Regions from separate parts of the Homo sapiens genome. Here region 2 is linked to region 1. Evidence: read pairs that join two places in POLR2A ChIA-PET (ENCODE). Cell type or tissue: Panc1. All regions are shown on one strand.

The links. Peaks named below come from ENCODE experiments on the same cell type or tissue, not always from the same donor. Only the 100,000 strongest peaks of a DNase experiment are listed, where the experiment ranks them.
Region 2: POLR2A ChIA-PET joins it to region 1 with 11 read pairs; 2 of 35 experiments call an interaction of 5 or more read pairs at or near these places.

What each region holds. Positions count from the first base shown.
Region 1 is chr17:61,287,983-61,290,482 of GRCh38, forward strand. The region is part of intron 22 of BCAS3 (BCAS3 microtubule associated cell migration factor); the gene reads left to right. Among named protein-coding and RNA genes, the nearest start is that of TBX2-AS1, 110 kb to the right of the region's middle. In Panc1, no CTCF peak of the experiment used is centred here; no DNase peak of the experiment used is centred here; H3K27ac peaks cover 1,067 bases.
Region 2 is chr17:61,599,467-61,601,966 of GRCh38, forward strand. No RefSeq gene overlaps it. Among named protein-coding and RNA genes, the nearest start is that of NACA2, 9.5 kb to the left of the region's middle. In Panc1, no CTCF peak of the experiment used is centred here; no DNase peak of the experiment used is centred here.

The DNA.
Region 1 (2,500 bases):
GGGACTCGAACTTGGTTCTGATATCTTTACAACTCTAGCTTGTTACTCTACACCAAAGTGTAAAAGACAGTCAGAAGCCCTGGGCTCTGTTGCTGACTTTCTTACCAACTGGCTGTGTGCTCTTCAGCAAGTCACTCCCTGTCTCTGCCTTGGTTCCTTCCTTAACCACTCCATTAAATGAGGCACTCAATCAACTTGAATCAAAGAAATTACATGGGCTGTGGGGAGGGAAAGTGTAAGGTCTTTGATGGCTTGCTGTGCTATTATCGGTAGTGAATTTTGTGACCTTGACTTGTCATCTGCTGGCCCTAAAGTATGTAGTGTTGATCTTTGTCAGTCTTACTTCTTGACCTGGGTGCTTGATTCCAGAAAGCCTCTTAAAGTGGGGCTCTGTATGTTTCTTTGTTGGGAGTGGATCCAGGCAGCAAGGGCCCAAGGTTATCAAGTACAAGGGCTTTGTCCCAGAGCCATCTCTGCTATAGATTGTCCTAGCTTTAGGTTGGCATGCACTTTCTACTTCAGATCCCCAGTGAGTCCTTGTTGGCAAATGTGGTGCTTTGATCTTTTAAAAGTTGAAGTTCAGCCCAAGACCTTGACCAAGGTCAAGTTCTCCTTCATTCCCAGTGGGCTTAGGAGGAGTGCTTTCTTGTCTGACTGATAGAGACAAGGAACCAAGTCGGCAGCAACCACAAGATATGGCGCACTGAAGGACTGGAAATTTTCTTGACAGTTTTTAATGCAGAGATGCCTAGAAAGAAGCTACCACCCCACATGCCAATCCTCCAAGCAGGCCTTGTACCCAGCCATGGGCGAAAGGGCTGTACTGAGAACCACCAAATCCTGGCCTAGCCAGGATGGTGGCTGGTGTTTTCCAGGTACCTTGGTATTCAAAAAAGCCTTAGAATAGCAGATTTTGGTTTTGGAGGACAGGGGTGGAGCATGAAAACATGCTCATAGTATTTATCTATAACCAATACAATGTTTAAAATGACCCGTCCCATTCGGGAAGGGCCGCGCAGGCCTAATGGCCCCTCTGCACATTTCCTCTTGGGCAAGGCCCAACACAAGTGCACCCTCCTTTCCACCCCTTAGTCCACTTGTTGGAACAACTTGTTTCAGACTCTTCATGTCGTCTAATCTTTCTAACCATATTCTGGAACTTTGACTTTGACCTTGAGTTATAATTCCAAGTACTAAGCATTACTTGGGAGAGAATGTACCCCCGCGACTCAGCTGGCTCACTCAGAGTGGCGGGGTGTGGTGGGGGTGCTGGCCCAACAGACTCTAGTCACTCATGGAAAGGGGTCTCTCTTCTGACCATTTCCAGACATCTTCACATGATCTCAGTTTGATTTTTAGCTTCCTTTTTGCTCTTCGCTTGTAATTTCTCAACATCAGACATGGCTGTTTACCTCCACGTACATTACTGCCATGTGAAACCACTCTGTCCTCTGAGAGCAAATAAACTGGCTTTAATGGGTATGCTGTCAAGTAACAGCTAAAGGGTTAAAAGTTTGAGCAGGCAGGCTGGCCAGCAGGAGTTAGTGGTGTGGAGTAAGAGGGACGCCAGCCTGTCTCTAAACTTTTTGGCCCTCCCCAAGTACAGAGATGAAGGAAGAGCCTCTATAAATCACTGGAGATTAGAGACCCCGTTCTTGCCGACTCCACAGGGTTGCACTGCTTAATGTCAAAGCCTCACGTATTACTCTAACAGCACTCCTTTTCTTTATTAAATCCACTTTGAAATAAAAAAAAAATGATGATCTTTCCAGTAAGGGGGAGAAGGCTAAAAGGATTTAGAAAGTATCTGCTATGTTACATTACAGAGACTAATAACTGTTTAGGGAGTAAGTAACATTTTTGCACCATCTTAAGCCATAAAAGCGAAGAGAGGTATAAAGGTCTGTTCCTTAGAATCAATTTGTTTGAGTGTTTATTTTGCCCCGTGTCCTTGCCTCCAGGTTTCCTTCAAAGTGTGAGCAAAGCAACTGGGAAACTGATGTGAGTGCTGATAGCCAAAAGGTCTGGGACACTAAATTTTTCAGAAATTAGGGTGTTTACTTGGGTTCGTGTGTGTAAAGGGAGCATGGGAAGGGAGTGTGGTGGTGGAAAGAGTTCTACTTTTATACTTAAAAGAAAAAATGCAAACTTTGTGTTCCTTTGGAGGCCGAAACTAAGCTTATCTCCTTCATCTGACTTTAATGAAGACATATTTTAAGCAGCTGCACCCATGTCAAATGTCATATTTTGGCTCAAAACGTCCACCTTCTGGGTGGGAGTTTTCTCAAACTAAGAAGTTGGTAGTAATTATAAGCTAATTGAGGAGCAGTAAGCAGAAGTCTGATTGTCACAAAACGTAAGTTAAAAATTATATAGATGAAAAAAGAGTGGCATGAATTGGTTATTTGTTAAAGCTGGCAGTGGGGTTTATTATACCATTCTCTCTGCTTATATATGTTTAAGATGTTCATAATAGAAAAACAAATCAGTTTAAATAAAA
Region 2 (2,500 bases), 310 kb after region 1:
TAGGACGGATAAGTCTTTCCACATTCGTTTTGTCCCCAACATGTTTGTTAAAAGATCTCAGCTTATTAGAGTAGTTCCCATTTATCCAGGCTCATCTTCACAAATGTACCTTCCAGAGCTGTGTCCAGATAATAGTGCTATGTCTTCAAAGAGGATCACAGATTTAATCATCACTTAATTAGAGAACCAATTCCAATTTTCTAAATACTACAGGATTTTCCACGTTGAATTTGTTCTCTGGAACTCCTAATGGCTGGGCTTTTGACCAGAGTACGAATAGCATTCACCCTTAATGCTCACGAAGTGGAACATTAGATGCCCAGCTCTCTAGATGTTGTTTGGTTGCAGATGGCAGGTCCTTAAGTCTAAAAGTTATCCCTCTCAATGGTGTACCCCTATGCAATAGCACATGCTTCTGACCTCAAATTCCACAGTACTGCTTACTTGGATCAGAGAAGGAAGAAAAGGAAGGGAGAGAGGGAGGACATTGTGTAGGAAGGAAAGTTTAATAATGAGTTTGGTGGGGCAGACAACAGAAAATGCTGTCTAGACTTAGAGGTCGCTGAGAGGCTGAATTTAATAGTTTTGATAATAGGAGAACTAAAGAAGATGTCTTTCAGTCTTTAAGAGAGTTAAAGAGGGCTCTAAGTGCAGAAGGTTAGAAGTACTTGGCTGCCAACCCGTTAGTATGCACTTGGGACTATACTTTATCTTGTCCCAAAATTGATTTTTCATTTGTTGAAGGGTGTGCCCCCCAACAATTGAATTGTTTTCAGCTAGAAAGTCTGCAAAGAGCTCAGGTCCTTGAGTAAAGATGTTTTTTATGTTTCTATCATTTGGACTCTTAACTGTTAAAGAGGGTTAACCAGATATTTGTGTTTGTAAAGTCCAAGAACTCTATTGTCTGAGAAAGGGAGTCATCCTAGACTTCCCCCTCTGTGGTGGGCATCTGATGTTTCTTTGGCTATCTGAAATTCAATCTTCCTCCCTAACATCACCCTAACATTTGGGGGGTGAGGATTTTCTTTACTAAATTTTGAATATTATAAATCGAGATACCTTGTCCTTGCTCTATGAAAGCTGATGGGGCTCTCAGATGCAATTATATCCTCCTTCCATAAGATCTGTAACTCTTATTGTCTTGATTATCAAAAGCCAACCATATGGCTTAAACTCAGCTAGCTGGGAGTGCCTTTTCTGGGACTTCTCTTTAGTTCTCCTATTATCAAAGCAATTGACTTCAGCTTCCCAGTGACCTCTTAAGTCTAGACGGCATTTTCCTGTTTTCTGCCCCACCAAACTCAATATTAAACTTCTTTCCTTCCTACACAAGGTCCTTCCTCCCTCCCACTCGAGTCACAAGTGCAGTGAGACAGGAAAAATCAGTAGGACCTCTTTCATTCCAGTGGCAGTAGCCCAGTGAAAATGTCAATTAGCTCCTACTGACTTGGCCCCTGTCATTTCTAAGCCTAGTTCTCCACCCTTTTGATCAATTTTTTTAGTTGTCCAATATCCTTATTTTTAAAATTCCCTTTTTGTTTAAGCCAGATTTGATTTTTATTATTAGCAACCAAAGAACTCTAATTCAATATCCCTTTTCCCACACATTTTCCTCTTCACTCAGTCCTGTTTATTTTAATTCCAGAACAGATCTTGACTCTATTTTATACAGCTACTTTGACATCACCTCTAAGCCAAGCTTTTTTTTTTTTTTTTTTTTTTCTGAGACAAGTCTGTCACCCAGGCTGGAGTGCAGTGGCGTGATCATAGCTCACTGCAGCCTCCAACTCCTGGGCTTAAGCGATCTTCCCACCTCAACCTCACGAGTAGCTGGGACCATAGGCATGCGTCACCAAACCCGACTAGTTTTTTGTTTCTTGTTTTGTTTTGTTTTGTTTTAGATATGGGATCTCACTATGTTGTCCAAGCTGGTCTTAAACTCCTGGGCTCAAGCAGTCCTCCTGCCTCAGCTTCTCAAAGTGCTGGATTACAACAGGCGTGAGCCACTGCACCTGGCCAAGCTTTTTTTTGATAGGCAATCTTTTCTTACCCAGACCACTGCAAGAGCATTCATGCTTCCACTATTGTCATCCTCAAATCTAATCCATTTTCCATATTGCAAGCACATCGATCTTTTAAAATTCAAATCTAATCATGATATTCTTCAGTCTAAAACTCTTGCTTCCCACTGCTCTTAGAAGAAAATAAAAAATCCTTAAGAAGGCCTGTAACATGTTTCGCAATCTGGCCCTGGTGACCCCTCCAGCCTTGTTTTACTATATTCTCCCCGCCGGCTCACTGAGCTCCAGCAACTCTGGCCTCCTTTTCATTTCTCTCTTTTTTTTTTTTTTTTTTTGAGATGGAGTCTCACTCTGTCGCCCAGGCTGGAGTGCAGTGGCGCGATCTCGGCTCCCCGCAACCTCCACCTCCTGGGTTCAAGTGATTCTCCTGCCTCAGCCTCCTGAGTAGCTGGGATTACAGGTGCATGTCACCACGCCTG